2 separate regions of the Homo sapiens genome follow, and region 1 is linked to region 2. Evidence: chromatin loops called from intact Hi-C (ENCODE). Cell type or tissue: gastrocnemius medialis. All regions are shown on one strand. Links, peaks and the distances in the headings refer to the core of each region. The heading gives the core; the rest is flanking DNA. Region 1 has its middle 7.6 kb from the start of FLJ20712. Region 2 overlaps BMPER (BMP binding endothelial regulator).

Region 1 (9,357 bases), core at 1,967-6,966, 210 kb after region 2:
CCCACCGGCTGATTTAATGTGATAATCAGGGGTGGGGGCCCTGGTGACAGGCTATGATGTATTGGCTGTTGTTCAGCACTTTGATGTCCCTTGGAATTTGTCAAAACTTCACTTCAGCACTCCAAAAATGCCATGACGTCATCCGTCCCACTCTCTGCAGGAGCAAATGGCAGGGGAGTGGCTGTCCCTGGAGTTCAGGTCAACAGCAGGTCGGAGAGTGGCAGACCTTCCCTGAGGACAGGTGGCGGCAGCCGCTCCCCAGGCTTACCACTTCACAGCCAGGGGATTCTTGTCTCTGGGGGATAAAAATCTTTGCTGTCTCTGAGTGAAGGGGGACTGCAGATCCCTCCTGTCCCAGCTCAGTCATGGGCTTGTGGAAAAAGGAATCCTCTTCCACACCCTTAGTCATGGGGATTGAGCTGCAGGCGAGGAAGGTGGGCAGGGCTGGCGGAATGAGGGGGACGTGCCGGCTGAGCGCGCAGCCTCCAGGACACTCCCTGCCAGCAGCCTGGGTCAGGAGCCAGCCTCCGCCATCCCCTGAGGCAGCTGTGGTCACACTGGGGCAGCAGCAGGCAGAAGGGCATGCTGATGCACAGTGTCAGGAGCCAGATGAGTCACCCCCAGGGCTTGGGCAGCTGGAGAGCGGGGCCTGGTTGCTGAGGCTGGTCTGGACAACATAAAGATCTGGGAACACTGCTGGCTCCCAGCACCGGGGATCTATAGCGGCTTCTGACAGCCGCTGGTCTCTGAAGAGTCACCCTGTCACAGAGGCGAGGAATGGCAATGTTTGGGGCAACGGGGTTAAGTGGGAGAGTGGTTTGCCTAGAAAACCCCATCATGCTTTTAGGTTGCCTCACGTTGGCCTCTTGATAGGACTGGACCTGTCAAGTAGGATCTCAGTGGGTCCCTGGTACTGTGCCATTGGAATCATTGTCCCGATCTTCCCAGCACAACATGACACCACCTCTATTGAGAAGCCAACCCCCTATCCAAGCAAAGCCATATGCCTTAGCTCATTCAGGCTGCTGTAACAACATACCATAAGCTGGGTGGCTTATAAACAACAGAAACTTATTTCTCATAGTTCTGGAAGCTGGGAAGTTCAAGGCCAAAGCACTGGCCAGTTCCATGTCTGATAAGGGCCTCTTTTCTGATTCATAGAAGGCACCTGTCTGCTTTGTCCTCCCACCGTAGAAGGGGTAAGATCGTTCCCTTTATAAAGCCCAATCATGAAGGCTTCTTCCTCATGACCTAATCACCTCCCAAAGACTGCACCTCCTAATACTATCAGTTTTGGGGTTAGGGTTTCAACATATGCATTTTGTAGGGACATACACATTCAGTCTATTGCATGGCATAACTCTTCATTTTATTTTTCTCTCTCCAAACCTTAGTTTCCAGATCCATAACATGAGATTTGTAATGTCCTAGCTTAGAGAGTTGTTTTAAGAACTAAGTGATCATGTACATTAAAATGTTTAAGCACAGTGCCTGGTGTATAGTAAGTGCTCAGTAAATATTCATTGGTTTCCCTCTTCCTTGCCCTCTCTTTTCCCTCCAAATCCCCAAATAAAAATAAACACCATTTTGCAGTAACTAAAACTTAGAAAAGATGATGTGACATCGTCAACTACCACAAAGCTGGAGACTAAACAAGCTTCTAGAGACATCAAGCTGCTTCCCTGTCTACTGCTGAAGGAAACCACATTCCAGTCCTGTAAGCAGGGAGCCAAAAATCATGCCAGCCCCCTGTGCAGGGGTACAGCTAGTGAGGGTGGCAGTCACTACAACTAGCTGAGACAAAGAGACTTAAACTAGGAAGCTTGGGCAGTCCAGACATGGGTCTGCAGGGGAGAAGTCCTCAGCCAGAGAAGCCATCAATTTCCCTTCTATTTCAGCTGGAAGGAGGAGCCTCATTGGCCCAGAAAGGGCCACTTCTCATTGCAAACCAACACTTTCTGACAGGGAAGTGGGCTTAAGGGTCACTTGGGATTAACTACTGGGAAATAATTTCAGAAACGGGCCACAGACATCGAGACAGTTTGGCTCCCTGTGCTGAGAGGGTGACGTCAGCCATGCAGATAAATTCTAAAGAATCTATCACCCCTCAAGCATGTTTTACTAGCTTATAAAATGTTCCTGAGATCTTTCCATACTAATGACTTCTGGGGATGTCCAGGGCATCCTGGAAAATTACAGCAAGAGGGTATCCCTCCAATTCTTCCTTGGCCAGAGCCTAATTTCTTTTAGACCTAGCCTAATTGCTTTCTATCCCATGAATTCTTATTAAATGGGAAAACTTGATACTGCATATTTACTGTTGAGTGTTGTGCAGAAGAGCATGGAAACATGGCCAAATGCTAGGTTCTGATCAGAAAATATGCTAGACTTGTATAATGACCACAGCATTGAAATGATTACAGTTTGCCTTTCTGAGTTCCCACTACATCATTTCTCAAGACCTGCTTATGGGTGTGGTATCCATTCTACAGATCAAGAAACTGAACTATAAAGATAGGCCAGATAGAATCTGCTTATGGATATTGAGCAAAACATCTGCTGAACCAATCCAAAAGGTTATGACATCTTGATCCGCCTCACCATCATTCTTCGGAAAACAAAGTGAGATTCAAGAGAGAAAACAAAAGTGGAAACAGAAGGTCCAAACAAAGCAGGAGTTCCCTTGATCTAATAAGCGCCCAGTGTCCTTTAGGGTACTCTTTGAGAGAAAAGAGATTTCCATGCGGTGGAAGGAACTAGTTAAATCCAAGCAAACATTTGCTACCAGCCAAGATTACTTAGTAGAGAATGCAATCTACTTTTACAAAGAGCATTTGAAAATGTGTAACATCTTCTCACTTGTTGCTGACAGCAAAGCTGTGAATATGGTCTTATTACTGCCATTTTCCAGACAAGGAAACAGATGCTTGGAGAAGGTACCTTGCCCAATGTCATACCACTAATAAGCAATAAAGCCAGACCACCCAGCAACCCAGTTGTTCTGAATCCAGGTCCAGTGCTCTTTGCCTTACATTTCAGAAGTTCTTACATGGACAAGGTAACCAGATCCTGCATCATTGAACAACAAAGGAAACATTGATCCAAAGGGATCTGAACGTGCCCTAGGAGAACTGACTTTTAAGAGAATATTCACTCAACAACTCCCCAAAGTATTCAAACAAGATGAAAATGGCAGGGGGGTTCTAGGGCGAGGAATCACTGAAGGGGCCTATTCTGGGCCAGGAGGGGTTCTAGAAGCCTTTCCCAATGAACCCCTTAGGGCTGGTGTCTTTTCAAGATGGAACTCTTGTGTTCACTCTAGCATGGGCTCAGGGTGTGCACTGGGACCTTGGACCCTGAAGCCTTACAGAAAAGCCCTGGGATGTTTCAGGCCTCCTGCCATACCAGGATCTGGTCCAAAGGGGTACAAACCTGGGCCTCATGTTCTCCCAGGATCATTCACAGAGACCCAGACTCCTGCTCTCTGTCACATCTGCACTTACAGAGCTGGGCCTCAGGAGGTGAAGTGGGGACAAGACAACATCCCCAGGTGTTGACTCCAGCTTAGGCTCAGGATCGGGAGCCCTGGCCACAGCCAAATGACTTGCCCCGGCCAACACAGTCATAAGCACAGATGATCACACCCCAGGCTAAAAAGGCGGAAAACCAGTAGGCAAGGAAACCGTTTTGTCATCCAAGGACAATAAAGTTTATGTATTCCCAGATGTGGGTCCTCCCACTTAATCAAAGCAGAGGCCCATTCCCGTGAAAAGAGCTTTTCTCCAGCAAAATGGGAAGGCAACTTCTTTGGGGCTAAATTTAGACTTCACCCACAGGCAAAGGGCTCCAGTTCTTCTGGGCTGTCAACAGAACAAGCAAATGGTTCAGTGTCCCAGCTGGCTACAGCCAGCTCCAGAGCCAAGTCAGCATGAGTCTGAAATGTTCCAAGCCTAGGAGTGTGGGCTGTGCAGTCCCTGGGGCCAGGCTCTGCTCCAGGCTGGATCACATCTTGGAGGGTATGCAGCTTTGGTCACTCTGCTGATGTGTCAGCCTGTTTGCTTTCCCCACCAAGGAGTAGCAGCCCAATACCCACTACTCCGCAGAGCAGGCTCAGAGTTACAGAGGATGCAAGGTGCAAGAAGGCCTTTGCCTTTAAAACTTTCTTAGAGATATCCTGGGAATCATCACTGAGAAGGCGATGCTTTGCAAAAGGACCAAATCAGTATACAGGACATTATGGCTCCAGAGAAGTCAAGATAAATGACCTACAGTCACATAGAGCTTCAGTGGAAAAGTTGAGGTTTTTTCCCTGGGGCAGGGCCCCTTCGATCTGAAGCTTGCAGTGTCCTCTCCCTACATCAGCACTTTTTCTTAGTGGCCCCAAAGCCATCATGGCAAAATATTAAGAGGCATGCCCTGTCCTGGGGAGAAGTGAGTATGGTCTCTACTTAAAAAAAAAAAAAAAGTTTGTTATTTCTCGGCTTGGCCAAGCTGGCATTTTCCCAAAGGTGCCCTAAAGTAAAGATCTGGCTTCCCATCCTTAACTCTCAGGAAGTATATGCCAGCACGTCACAACGTGGTCACGAACTCGCTACTGCCAAACCTAATCACAACGTACACCAGGTGAAACTGGGTGAGACTTGGATGGGGAATGATAATCAGAATTTACTGTATCCTTCCCAGTCAGCATTCCTATAGATATGATCCAAGATTGTTTAGGGAGTAAAACAAGATAAAAATTCACCCCAAAACATGCCTCATACTGCATAGACACAGCTCCAATGGTGTTTCCTTAGAAGCCTCTGGCTGGTAGAGCAAACCACCGTTTCCACTGAGCTGCCATGGCCCTGTGCTCTTGGCTGGGTTACACCACCTACTCCTCTGTAAACATTAATGACCTACATTGGTATCCCCCAGAGACTGGGAGTTATTCCAAGGAAGGGTCCTGGTTTTTTCTCATTTTGAATCTCTAACTCCAGGGTATAGTAGGCTTTCTATAGACATGGGATAAGTGAGTGAATGACTGATACTCAAATGTGTAAACATTCTTGTTTAAATATCATGGTGTTCTCCTTAATAAAAGGGGCTGGTGTGAAGCTAAGGTTAATAGAGTTCCATCAAAAAAAGAAGTATTGGCCGAGTGCGGTGGCTCATGCCTGTAATCCCAGCACTTTGGGAGGCCAAGGTGGGCGGATCACAAGGTCAGGAGTTCGAGACCAGCCTGACCAATATGGTGAAACCTCATCTCTACTAAAAAGACAAAAAAATTAGCCAGGTGTGGCGGCACATGCCTGTAATCCCAGCTACTCGGGAGGCTGAGGCAGGAGAATTGATTGAACCCAGGAGATGGAGGTTGCAGTGAGCCGAGATCACGCCACTGCACTCCAGCCTGGCAACAGAGTGAGTCTCCATCTCAAAAAAAAAAAGCATTCCAGGACGGCACAGCCACCCCTCTCTACCCTGTGATGAAACAAACACCATCCTCTTTAAAGTGAGTAAGCAAATGTTAATATTTGATTATTCCCCAGCTGGCTTTTGTTAAATGGAAAAAACTGGGCTACCTTGTGTATCTCTTTCTTTCTGCTTATCCTGAGGTGTGGGTGCTGCTTTACCCTGGTGGGTCCCCTGGCAGCAGGGTTAAGCAGTATATCAAAAATCCATCCTGATTCAAGAACCAGAGACAGAAAAGAAAAAAACCCAGCTGCCCTTACTTTCTGGAGTAAAGTGCCTCAGCAACTTCCCAGTCTGTCTGTCCCTACACCAATGACCTGCCTGCTGATACACACTGTGGGGAAGTCAGACTGTACCAGATAGACTCCAGAGGTCAGCTTAACAACTCTCTCCACCAGTCCTAGGGTGAAATACACACAGCGACAGTCTAGCAAGGAGGGAATATAGGAATCACCTCAAAGAGTGACAGAATTCTCAGAGAACCTAATCAAACACAAGCAATTACACTATCTTCTAATGCCAGTGTCAAGAAAAGAGAAGCATGCTTGTATCATCACTCCTGAGCCAAATTTTGCACTGCATCTCACCCAGGCAACCAGGAAGGGAGGACAAGAATGCAAATCCCATTGAAATAATAAGTAAATAAAATCACTTTCTTTCACAGCAGCCAGACATTTCTAAGAGGTTTGTGCTAAGGCAATGTACTGAACAAAAATACTGGGAAGGAATTGCTGAATGGAAGAATGATTAGGGTGGATGAGCGTGTTTCCTTTAAAAATAAAGACATATAAATGATCATAAGTTGCCATGCATATTTCAACTTGATGTTTAAAGACATTGTACTTAGCAGGTAGGAACTGTTGCCCTCTACTGGCTGGAATGTCATAAGAATGCCAAGATTTCATATTTGCAGTTGCCTGGATGCTTTTTATCCTTCCAAGGGTGCAGATGGTCATGATGATGGTGAAAATGATGATGAAGGAGAAGGAGGGAAGCAGGAGAGAGAAGGAGGAGGTGATAACCATGGCAATAAGAATCCCTTAGATTTATACAGCACTTTAGTGTCTTACAAAGTACATTCACACAAACTGACTTACTTGAGCATCACAGTTATCTTGTGAAGAAGGTGATGTTGCAAATGAGATGACTTTGGCAAAGAAATTAGATCAGTTCCTACAGATACCAAGACAGTAAGAGGCAGAGCTGAAGTTCTGACTCAGGCTTTCTAAGTCCAAGCCCTGGAATGGTTTCCCTTCACTCTATTTATTTGGCAAGCTCTATTTATATTTACTTAAATCCAGTCTTTTGGGGAGAGCTTTTACAAATCTCTTTTCTGTATTGAAGATAGAATTCACTAACACATTTATTCACAAACATTATTATACACCTGTCCCGTGTCTGGCCCTTCAATTGTAAACTAGGGAATAGCAGAGAACAAGGCAAAGTCTACCTCTTATGAAGCTCTCATGGGGCAGTCAACAAACAAGGGAACAAATCAATGAGGATCATAATGTCAGAGAGTGGTTCGAAGGCAATAGGACAAGGTGAAGATTTACAATGGCTCCAAGGTGAAAATGAACTTAGCCGATGACCAATTTTGGTAGCTAGAATTTTTTCAGACAGGTGACTTCTAACAGAAAAGGACCAGCCTTGGTCTTCCTAAATATAAGTCTGGAAATCATAGGAAGATATCAGAGGGGTGAACTGGAGATGGTCAGTTTTGCAGACACCCCTTTAAGAAACCTCTGAAGTAGGTAGGTAGGAAAGACCTCTCCTTGAAATATGTATATTGTTCTATTAACTAAGATTCAGAGAGCTCATTTCTAAAAGATCTGCATGACTGATATTCATTTAAATGTATTCAGCCAGTTATATGACTCATGCAGCTTTATATACATAAATATCTAAAACCTGAAAACAACCCAAATTTCAACTGGTGAATGGTAACACAAAGTGTGGTGCATCCATACCATGGAATACTACCCAGCAACAAAAAAGGAACGAACTGTTGATACATGCAACAACTTGGATGGAGCTCAAGGGAATTATGCTAAGTGAAGAAAAGCCCATCTCAAAAGATTACACACTGCATGATTCCACTGATATAGCATTTTCAAAATGGCATTGCTGTAGAGATGGAGTGCAGGGGAGTGGTTGCTAGTGCATAGAAAAGAGGAGGAGCATGTGACTACAAGGAGGAATACAAGGTGCTTTCCCCCATAGTGACAGCATAGCTCTGGAACTTGATGTGGTGGTAATTATACGAATCTATATATGTGATAAAACATCATGGAATTAGATACAAAAATATACAAAAATGAGCGGATGTGAACACTGGTGAAATAAGAGTAAGAGCTGTAATCCAGTTGATGATCTGGAGCCAATCAATGTCCTTGCTTCATGATGTAAGAAGTCATCATTGGGGGAAACTGGATGATAGGTACTCGGGACCTCTGCACTACTGTGACAACTTATTGTGGTCCATAGTGATTTCAAAAGAAAAAGAGAGGGAAGACGAAAAGAAGACAAAGATGAAGAAAAAGCGAGGACAGGAGGAGGAGGAGCTGCTGGAGGAGAAGCAGGAGGAGCAGGAGCAGGAGAAGCAGGAGGATGAACAGGAGGAGCAAAAGGAGGAGGAGGAGGAAGAACAGGAGGGGCAGGAGGAGTAGCAGGAGGAGGAGGATAAGCAGGAGCAAAAGGAGGAGGAGAAAGAGGAGGAGGAGCAGGAGGAGGAAGAGAAAGAGAAGGAGGAGGAGCAGGAGGAGGAAGAGGAGCAGAAGGAGGAGAAGCAGGAGAACAAGGGTCAGGAGGAGGAAGAAGAGTTGGAGGAGGAGGAGCAGAAGGAAGAGGAGCAGGAGGACGAGGAGCAGGAGGAGGAGAAAGAGAAGGAGAAGGAGCAGGAGGAGGAGGAGAAAGAGGAGGAGGAGCAGGAGGAGGAAGAGGAGCAGAAGGAGGAGGAGCAGGAGGAGGAGGAGCAGGAGGAGGAAGAGGAGCAAGAAGAGGACAAGGAGCAGAAGGAAGAGGAGCAGGAGGATGAGGAGCAGGAGGATGAGGAGCAGGAGGAGGAGAAAGAGAAGGAGGAGTAGCAGGAGGAGAAGGAGCAGGAGGAGAAGGAGCAGGAGGAGGAGGAGCAGGAGGAAAAGGAACAGCAGGAGCAGGGCCAGACAGCCAGGGCCCCTAGACCCAGCAGCCAGAGCTCTAGTACAGGTGTCGCTGGGATCTCCATGGCAGCTCACATGGCAGCCTCTCCCAGTGCTAGGGCTGCAGCAGAAAGAGCCTGGGGAGGAGATGGACTCAGGCACCCACCTTGAGGGCACTTAGGAGAGCACCTGGCGGGGGCTGGTGCCGCTGCTGGGTGTGGGGGCAGTCACCTCTGAAAATGCGTGTTTTTATATTAAATGGAGGGATTGGATTAGGTGGGTCTCAGGACTATTCCATGCCTAATATTCCGCATTTCCAGGAGTCGCCTAAGCGAATCTGGTCACCGTGATTCAGCATTCACTTGTGCTGCTTGCTCTGTTTCCTGATAGCCAAAGTGAAATCACCTATTTTTTGTGCCAAGTGTTGACACTCATCATAGACAGCTTGTGTTATTGACTATAGTTTTATTTGAATATCTTGTCCCACAACTAAATTATAAATTCCTTTTGAGGCCATAACTGCCTATTATTTGTGACCCTTGGTGTCTTTCACATAGCAGGTCTAACTGCAGAGTTTATAATAATTGAACAGAGCTCAGTGACTAAAAAAATTAAAAGTTCCAGTTGAAAATATTGATATATTTGACCATTTTTTTAAAGTTAAAAGTTTTGTAGGATAAAAATCACCACCAAGCCAAAAAATTAATGGCAAATTGGACAACATATTTGTAAAGATAACAGGACAGATGTGAATAAGCAATGCACA
Region 2 (9,357 bases), core at 2,922-7,921:
ACAAGTCACATTGGATTTGGGGCCACCCAAATTCAGCATGACTTCATCTTAATTAACTATATCTGCAAAGGGCCTAGTTCCAAACAAGGTCACATTCTGAGCTTCCAAGTAGATGTGAAATTTGGGGAACACTCTGCCACCCAGTAAACTTGGATTCTGACTCGGCAGGGTGACTCCAGAGCCCACACCCTGAACACTGGGCTAATGTTGCCTCCTGCATGGCCCCACACTGTGAAGCGCTATTGACACATACACGGTGTGAAATCCCCAGGGAGTTGACGATCTACATGAAACCACAGAGGGGGAAAATCACACCACTGCGGTATCCATGTGGGCTTCTAGAGGCCATAGAAATCTAAAGGGGAATGTGGCAGATGAGGGCTGAGCACCTTGAGCACAGGCAGCACCTGGACAGGTTGGGAAAAAAGACCCACACTAAGGCCAAGAGAGAGGTGAGACTAGGAACAGCACATTCCAGAAGGAGCATGTGGCTGGAGGGTGATGGAAAATGAGGCTGGAGTAAGGAGATGTTAGAGATGCTTCAAAGACAGGCGGAGGGACTTAGATCTAATTTGGAAGGAAAGGAAAATTTTAATGAGGACGAAAATGATAAAATACAGGCTTAAAGACTTCTCTGGCAGAGGTGGGCAGGGTGAGTGTGGAGCCTGGAAAAACTGAGTGTTGAAACTTGTTGACAAAATATGCTCATGTGTGTGTGTACAAATATGCAGAGGCATGGTGGTTGACTCTTCTCTACGACATTTTAACAACCTGCCTTAGAAAACAAACCAAATATGAAGATGCTCACATACTTTCATCCCTCCTCCAGGAGAGCCCCCTTCCTTCCAGCCCCAGATACACACATACACACAAACACACACATACACACACACACACACACACACACCCTACTTCTCCTCCCCACCCATGTGCACCCCAGCCAAAAGCTGAGTGAAAAGGAAGGTGAGAGAAAGAGAAATAAAAATGCCTGAAGCAGCAGCCAGAAGAGAAGACGGCCAAGACATCAATCACCTTTGCACTGTTCACAACAGGCTCCCCTCTGCTTGATGGCCAGGGCACAGTCTCGGGACAGCACGGGGCACTTCTCTCTCTTACATGTCACTTCCTTGTTCTAGACAAAAAGAGACACGAGAGATTTGAAATAGACATCAAACAGAATTCCCCAAATCCTAACACACCACAGAGGTTTCCCGAGCCCCACTCTTATCTGGCCTTCACTTGGCAAGAAGACGCTGTGAGAGCAAATAGGATTTTGCCATCTCTGAAACAGAAATACCCATCCAGGAACACAGGACTTTGGAGATCAGAGTCAGATGAGAGGAGATGAAAAGTCCCTTCTTTACAAAGCCAGCTTCACCTAGATAACCGATTGCCAAGGGAGAAGTTCTCTCCCGCTCCTTCAGATTCTAAGGTTTCTTTTTAGTACACACTACAGAAACGATAATATTTGTGTAAACCATATTTTGCCTGTTGGGCTACCTGGGCCAGGACTGCATCGTGAGAACAAAAATATTTTCACATGGCCGTCCAACAATCCTTAATAGTAGAGTGCATTAAAATGCAGCAATCTAAAGTTCCAACTCAAATAATGACAAAGTTGAATATTGGATCGGCTTGGTAAAAGAAAAAATAATATTCTACATGCCAAGCAGAGACATGGACGTCAGTGTTTTCTAGCTGTGGGACAGCTGTGTTATATTAGCACTTATGCTAATGAACATGTGGTGAACATTTGCATCTTTGGTTTTTTCCTGAAAGGTTAGCTGTTAAAATGTCTTAAAGAAGATACAAACATGATGAATATGCCTGTTTGTATATGGATTGTATGCACCTGAACCAAAAATACTGTCTCAAAAAATTCAACAAAATGTGAGATTTATCAAGCGGCGACCACATGCTAGCTGATGTGGCTTTCATTCTCACTAAAATTCTGTGTGGTCAGTATCGTTATCCCCATTTTGCAAACAAGAAAACTGCTGCTCAGAGAAGGTAGCTGACTTTTCCAAGATTACCCAGCTTTCCAGTGGGAGAGATGGAACTCGAGATGAAGATATAAATGTGTGCACACCTATGCCCTTCCCTGGATAACAGCAAGCACTACCAGTGCCTCATCTCGGGGCAGGTTGGAGAGGAGCAACTGGCCGGCTCTGCTCACCTTGAAATGAACCTAGAACTCTCTTGGCATATGTATTAATAAAGAAGAAAACCAAACTCAGCCCTGATAACAAATTTGAGAAAATTCTCAAGTGTACCCAGTATGCCTCCATGTCATGAGACTAAGAAGATCTCACCATTTCTTGCTCAGAACCAAGGAGACACATGCGAGCCTGCAGGTGTGTGTGTGTGTGGGTGTGCATGTGCATATGTGCCTGCGAGCTTGTGTGTGAGCTGAGAGTGAGTTCTACGGGGAGGGTTGGGCCTTGCCTTGCCCACAGCTGTTTCCGTATCAGCCCTGTTATTTCCCTGCCCTCGTGGCTTTTGCAAGGCCAACTGAGGCACAGAAACAATAAGCCACGACCGGTGTTGCTCAAACTTGTCCACTGAATGGCACATATAGAAAATGACACTCACTTCTGTTAAGGAACACTGGAATGAATGTGGTGAATATTCTCCTGAAACTGTCCTAGGACTTGTCTGACACCCAGAGAAAGGGCATCGATCCACAGCCACCTGCACCCCACACCTGCAGGGGCTGCTGCTGCTGTTTTGTTTTTTCATTTACTGGTTGTCCTTATGATGGGAGGGTGACCTGAGTCATCCAGTCTCTCTCTCTCTCTCTTTCTCCTTCTCTCTCTCTCTCTCTCTGTCTCTTTCTCTCTTTCTTTTTTGGGATCTGTTATATGGTAAGTGCCCTCAAGGGGCTGACCTCATTTACTCTTAAAATCCTGTGAGACAGGGGCCCTCATCCTTAGCTGCACATTACAACCCCCTGTGGAGTTCTTAACAAAGACTGCCATGGTCTCCCACCCCCTGAAGCTCAGATCTGGTTAATCTAAGGACCAGGCATGGGTATTTGTTCAAGCTCCCAGGTAATTCCAATGTTCAGCTAGGGTTGAGAACCACTGCCATCAGGGGAGAGTATTTCTGTGGCCACTGGGGCTGAGCTGGGATAAGGAGCTGTCCACAGTCCCTTTGTGAACAGCAGACCTACAATCTGAAGCCAAGCATACTGGCTCCACGCTCCCCAGAACTCCTTCCCTCACCCCCTTTTCTCCATGATAATGGTGGCATCAAGGCTAACTATAAGGCACAGCCCTTAGATTTATTTTTATAATTTTTTCTTAAACTACAAAGGTCATACATTGTTATGGTCACCATTCAAAATAAAGAGACATATTTTTTACAAATTAATAATCTCTCCCAACTCCCACCAAAGTCATCACAGATAGCCACCAGGTATGTATGCTGCTTGGTATTGTTGACAGTGACTTCATTTTGAAAAGCGTAGTTCTTGCAAGCTAAATTTTATACCGACTCTCCCACCCCAAGAGAATTGTGAAAGAACTTCATTAACAGAGCTTCTGTTACCAGGACTGTATGGCTTTATGCATTCAGCAAACCTGGCTGCAACCTGGCTGCGGCCTTAGCCAAGGGCCACTCCCAAGCGCATCTCCTCTCTGAAGGGAAGAATCTTCAGATACAGAGAGTTCAAAGCTCTCAGGGCAGTCAAAGTGATGGCACAATCTGGGATCTGATAAATAGGAAGGCACACATTCGCTTAAATATAGGAACTCTGCTGACTTAGAAACCTGGGAGCCAGTCAAAATCCATAACAGGATCCCAAGATTCATAATAAATAGTTTGTAATTACAGTCCAGCACAAAAGTTATTCCAACCAGATGGTTTGTAGATTCACATCTGGATTTTTTTTTTTTTTTTTTTGTACACACACATAGAACAAACCTAAACCTTAGCTGTAGGTTTAGTGGGTTTTTTCCCCCTGATTACACTGGGAGTTTTTAAATATTCTATCAACGGTCACATTGGTACAGAACTGCCATATCTGATCATTGCCCTGGTGTCTGATTGGTGTGAATGTGGAGTAGTCTTTGGAATCCCAGGCCTTCCAAGAAAAAACTTTAAAAGCTCAGGGAATTGCTGGTGAGAGCCTGATTCCTCCATTTCCTTAATTGAGTCCAGCAGCTACAGAGTAAATTCAAACACAGGTTAATTAAGACCACTCCATTCACTTTCCCAATTTTGCCAAGAGACAAAAACACTTGTTCTTGAGCCAGTGGCTCTGGAGAGAAGTGGCACACGCAAAGCCATGCCTTCAGGACTCCCTCACCCCCTGGGCTGCCTCATCCCCACATGCACTATGTGTCACCACTGTGACTCAAGTTCAGGGCTCATTCCGTTCACATCTTCATTCAAGAAACATTTTCTAATACTGGCTCACACTTACTGAACTCATTCTCTGTGTGTTCAGGCTCTGTGCTAAGAATCTTATGTGCATTTTTTTCACCAAAAATTCCCAATGATCGCCATCTTACAGAGGAGGGATCAATGTTAGGAAACTTGCCCAGGGTCACCCAAGACACAGATCTGGAATACAAATAGAGGCCTGTCATTTAAATGCCTTCCCAGGCATTCAGGATGCAGAAGAGAACAAAATAATGATCCTGCCCTCAGGCCCCAGGGGAGATTGGTGTCTTCCTGGTGGCTCCAGACAGGAACTCTCTAACGAAAGCAGAGCAACTCCAGGGGCCTGTGTCATGGCCAACCATGGGAAGGTCTGCAGACACCAGCTGTTTTCTGGTAACAAGGAAAGTTGTTCCAATTTGGATATCAACAGAGATGTGCCTATCATGCCTCTGAAAGCCAGACTGGCATCCTCAAACACTTTTCCCCAAATCCCAGCTTGAGTTTGAGTCTCTCCAGATCTAAACAAGAGAAATGGTAGCAAAAATACACTCAAGGAAAAGGTCAGAATACTCTAAAAAAAAAAAAAAAAAAAACCTAACCAATGAATAAGAGCAATAAACCTTACTGCATCTTTCATTCTTAGTCTCCCGTGTGTCCCTCTTTCTACGGTTGCCAGCCAGTGGTCTACCTGCTGTCAAAGGCGTCTGTCTGCATTACTGCCTTCTTTCAGGAAGATAGTTAACCGATTCTTTAACATTGACCAAACACATCAAAACCCAAAATGTAGCCTCTGGAGGCACATTAAATGAAGTGCCAACATGAAAAACTAAAAGGGGGGCATAGGGAGTAAAACATTTTTTAAAAATCAACATGACTGGCAACAAAGCTCTATAAGGATTTGAGCCAAACCACAGCTCCCGCCGCAAGCCAAGTTCAAACAGGATTCCGGCAGCCAGCTTGCTGTGTCTGAGATCTGCCACGAGATGGCAGCACAGAGTCCCCGGTCTCAGGAATTGCAGCCTTGAGACTGCCAGAGCCTTGGGAGTATTTCCCAGTGTCTGATGGGGAGAGAAATGAGCTCTCCCATGAGCGTAGGGCGGAGGGGTACAGAGAAGATAGCAGAGCACCGCTGTGAAACGTTCTCGTGTGCTTTCCTTAACCAGAAAAACATGCTTTTGAGATGCTTCCGTTCTATTCCCAGCCCCAATGTCTTGAACGTATTTTTTTTTTCAAAGATTCTTCCAGAACCAATCCTATTATGGAATACGAAAAGTATTCCTTGACCTTTCATTTATAATAAAAAATAATAGAATCAAAATCTGGAGAGGAAAACGCAGCAGCTAATATGATGAGGGTAGTGGAGGGAGAAATGTCTGCGGGCGGATCCTTTATTTTTAGACTATGAAACACCATCACAAATCTCTTGAAATAAGAGTGAAAATGAAAATACCTCGTGTCTGCCTGCTGATCGTCCATTTGGTTAGCCATGTTGAAGATCAACACAAGACCCTTCCCCTAGATGATGGCATTATTTTCCCTCCATCCCTGTCTCTGATGACAGCAAAGCCTGCCTGGGAGGCAAACAGCTGTCATTTGGCAAACTAGCAAATTCAAAGTGACAGATCTTTTTTCAGGAAACTAAGAAGGCTGTGAGGTTGTGGTATTTTTTTCTGCCCGAGTGAACAATACTCAATATGTCAATGAAGCACACAGGCCAGGTAGTGTGACTGCTGGGAATAAAGTGGCGGGGTGCCCTGTTATTCCATCCCGGTAGTCTTTGTTGGGGAGGAGCTTACAGATTTTGCTGCCTTCAAGAATTCCCCACCAAAATACAAATACCCCTGGAGGTAGACCCACATTCATCCCAAATAGCCAATTTCCTGGGATAGATGCCCCAGCCTGGCGACTCTGAGAGGGAAAGTTGCTTAGCAGTGGAGGCTCTAAAGCTGAAAAACAAAGCCTTGGCACACGTATCACTATACTCAGTGCTGCGGGAGGGAGACAGAAATCATACAGCAAGGTTCCTAGTCTCCAGAAACCTACAAGCTCTTGGGGAAAATAAGACAACAGACAACAGCAGATCACACAAACACTGTGGTGTAACTTCTGGCACAGTGAGAAGCACGAAAGAGATCTTCACCTTGATTCAAAAGCCATCACCATTGCTGAGCACAAATAGGACATTTTGATGCTTACTCAAATTTTTATTATCTGAGAACTTACACAATAGTGGTCCATGTGGAGAGTCTCAAGATGGCTCAAATAGGAATTTGTTGTTAGGAATATGGATGTCTTGTTTCAAGTGCCCCAAGGAGGAGGAAGCAGGGGAAGCTGATCCCACATCAGCGTGTATATTCTCATCGGAATTTCTAGTCTCTCTATGTATGAAGTCAAAGAGTCAACTTCTCCTTGAAGTATCCCCATTGTAACCCAATTCCAGATCCCAAAGAGCCCAAGAGAACTTTTTAGCACTTTTGAACCCAGGTCACAATTTCTCCCAGGCAATATTATACCACTTCTCATAAACAGAAGAATAATACTTCAGGTTTACATAGCAGCTTTCTTCTAAAGATCTCTGTAGACATTATTTCATTAATCCTCACAGGTTTCTTAAGATTTGCAGATGGAGAAATGGCACACAATGAGGCTGTCTCAGATCCCTCAAAGAGGCAGCTAGCAGTGGACCTGGGAACAGAACCCAGTTCCCAGCCTGGCTTACGGGATCAGCTGGGAAGGTTAGTTTGTAAAGCACAGCACTAAAATGTACAGAAGTATCATATTCAAATTAGGTTAGCTCCAATAGGCTGTTGAGACTTTAGGAACAGACTAGTATGTAGTTAAGCTAGTCTGCAGATTTTCTGGACAGGCCACCTGGGCCAAACAGGCGAGGTCTCCTGCCACGTTTCTGCCCTAGTACAAGGTAACCTATGAGAGGTACCATGTAAGGGATTACCCAGGACTTGGGTAAGCAGACCAGACTTTAAGCCAAGGTTCTAGAATGAAGAGACGGAAACAAAAGCTGAAAAAAGAAGTGTGTTGGCAGCAACCAAAGACCCAAAGGGGCCAGATTTCATTGCTTTTCTTTGAGACAGGGTCTTGCTCCATCACCCAGGCTGGAATGCAGAGGCACAACCATGGCTCACTGCAGCCTCAAGCTCCCAAACTCAAACAATCTCCCATCTCAGCCTCCAGAAGTAGCTGGGACTACAGGCATGTACCACCATGCCTTGCTAATTTATTTTTATTTTTATTTTTTTGTAGACACAAGGCCTCACTATGTTTCCCAGGCTGGTCTCAAACTCCTGGGTTCAAGTGATCCTCCACCTCGGCCTCCCAAAGTGCTGGGATTATAGCTGTGAGCCACTGAACCCAGTGAGATTTCATTGCTTATCAGCAGTTCTGATCATTGGAAATTGTAAAATGAAGTGATGACCTCTCTAGAACATTCGGTCAGGGGAAATCCTGAGCAAACGAGCATGAACTCACAGACAGGAGAGAATGCAAGCTTATACCTGCTCCAGCCTGTCTCCTTTGGACAAAGTCTGTTCTCAGTCTCTTGGAAAATAATAATGGAGCATGGGTAGGGGGGCCCTGAGATAGCCCAGTGGTTGCCAATGGCAGTATTAAATTTGATTGATGATTTATTATTTTAATTAAGCTTTTGCTTGCTCATTCTTCATTACTGATAGTAAAATTGACTTCCCCATAACTCTTACACAGAAATATCTGGAAGAAAAAAATAAAAGGCAGTTTGGTCAGCCACAAACCCTAAGTGTACAAGTCCAAGGCTCTGGGTCATGTCTCTCAACTCAACAGAACTTGAAAAAAAATAGAAAGACAACATGAAGAAAACCATTTCTAAGATGAAGAACATGAAGCTGAAAGGGAAAAGGACCCAAACTCCCCAGCTGAAAGAAGTGGTTTCACCCAAGACCTCTTTCCCAACTGAGTTTAGTCCAAGAGATGGGAGGTGTCAACTGTGGCCCTTTGCACAATATACCTCAAGCCCTTAACGTAAAGTGGCATTTCCAGACCTTTCTGCAACCCCAACCTCCACTGCTTTTGCAAATCCCTTCCATAGTCAGGGCCACAAACAAAGCTGATCCATCTCTAACCAAACAATGAAGTAACATAGTGTTTTCCAGGCAGGTTGCTGAACTATTAAGAATAATAACACCTGACATTTATAGGAAATCTATTATATGCCCCACCATGCTGAAAATGTTTTGTGTATTTTGTCATTTAACCCTTGCAAACAAGCCTGAAGAAGGCACTGATTTACTTCCCATCACATCTTATAGGTAAGTAAACTGAGGCACGGAGAGGTTAAACGGCTCACCCAGGTTTACATAGCTAGCCAGGGCAGAGATTCAAACCCAGGACTCTGATATCAAAGCCTATGATTTCATCACTATGCTATATAGCTTCATTTAGAGGCTAAGTGAGCCACCTTTCCCTTGCAGCTAAGAATTTAAATGTTTGCCTTTGTTGAGCACCCCATTTTCAGACCTTTATAAACCTTGGTGCTTTATGGTTTCATTCTGAACACAGAAGTAAAAATAATGCCTTTTAGGAAAGACAGATTAAATCTCTGACTTAAAAACTCAAAACAAGTCCCAGTCTCTGAGTGCCTGGTCATTTGCAAGGCTGACCAAAACCTGGACCCGAACCTGCCAAGTCCTCTCATTTCTTCTTTGATTTGAGCAGAAGAGTGTACTCTCTTGGGAGGCTTGCAGCATCCCACGGCCATAATTTTGTAGACTTAATGTTAAAATGTCTTGCAAGAACATCATGCAATTCATTGCACTCCATCTGGGAGTGTTATTCTTTTTCCCTCCTGTCTAGGCTCAACGAGTCTTTACCCCAGAGACCCAGGCCCTGGCAAACACGCCTCCTCCGGCCCAGCTCACAGTGCAAACTCTGAACAAAGCTGCCCTTGAAGCCCGAACATTTAAAAAGACTTTATGAAGC

What was found. Hi-C counts contacts between places; a loop is a spot of excess contacts. Peaks named below come from ENCODE experiments on the same cell type or tissue, not always from the same donor. Only the 100,000 strongest peaks of a DNase experiment are listed, where the experiment ranks them.
Region 1: a loop joins it to region 2, with 23 times the contacts of the local background. A loop is called at or near these places in 4 of 110 quality-filtered maps.

What each region holds. Positions count from the first base shown.
Region 1 is chr7:33,713,753-33,723,109 of GRCh38, reverse strand. No RefSeq gene overlaps it. Among named protein-coding and RNA genes, the nearest start is that of FLJ20712, 7.6 kb to the left of the region's middle. In gastrocnemius medialis, for the core only: a CTCF peak has its summit at 6,336 (motif pointing left); DNase peaks (open chromatin) are centred at 3,523 and 3,935; H3K27ac peaks cover 943 bases.
Region 2 is chr7:33,929,064-33,938,420 of GRCh38, reverse strand. BMPER (BMP binding endothelial regulator) reads right to left here. Exons shown (of 15, transcript NM_001365308.1): 3 at 1,033-1,132. Among named protein-coding and RNA genes, the nearest start is that of BMPER, 28 kb to the right of the region's middle. RefSeq lists a silencer at 5,247-5,513. In gastrocnemius medialis, for the core only: a CTCF peak has its summit at 5,364 (motif pointing right); DNase peaks (open chromatin) are centred at 4,330, 5,390 and 6,123; H3K4me3 peaks cover 688 bases; H3K27ac peaks cover 836 bases.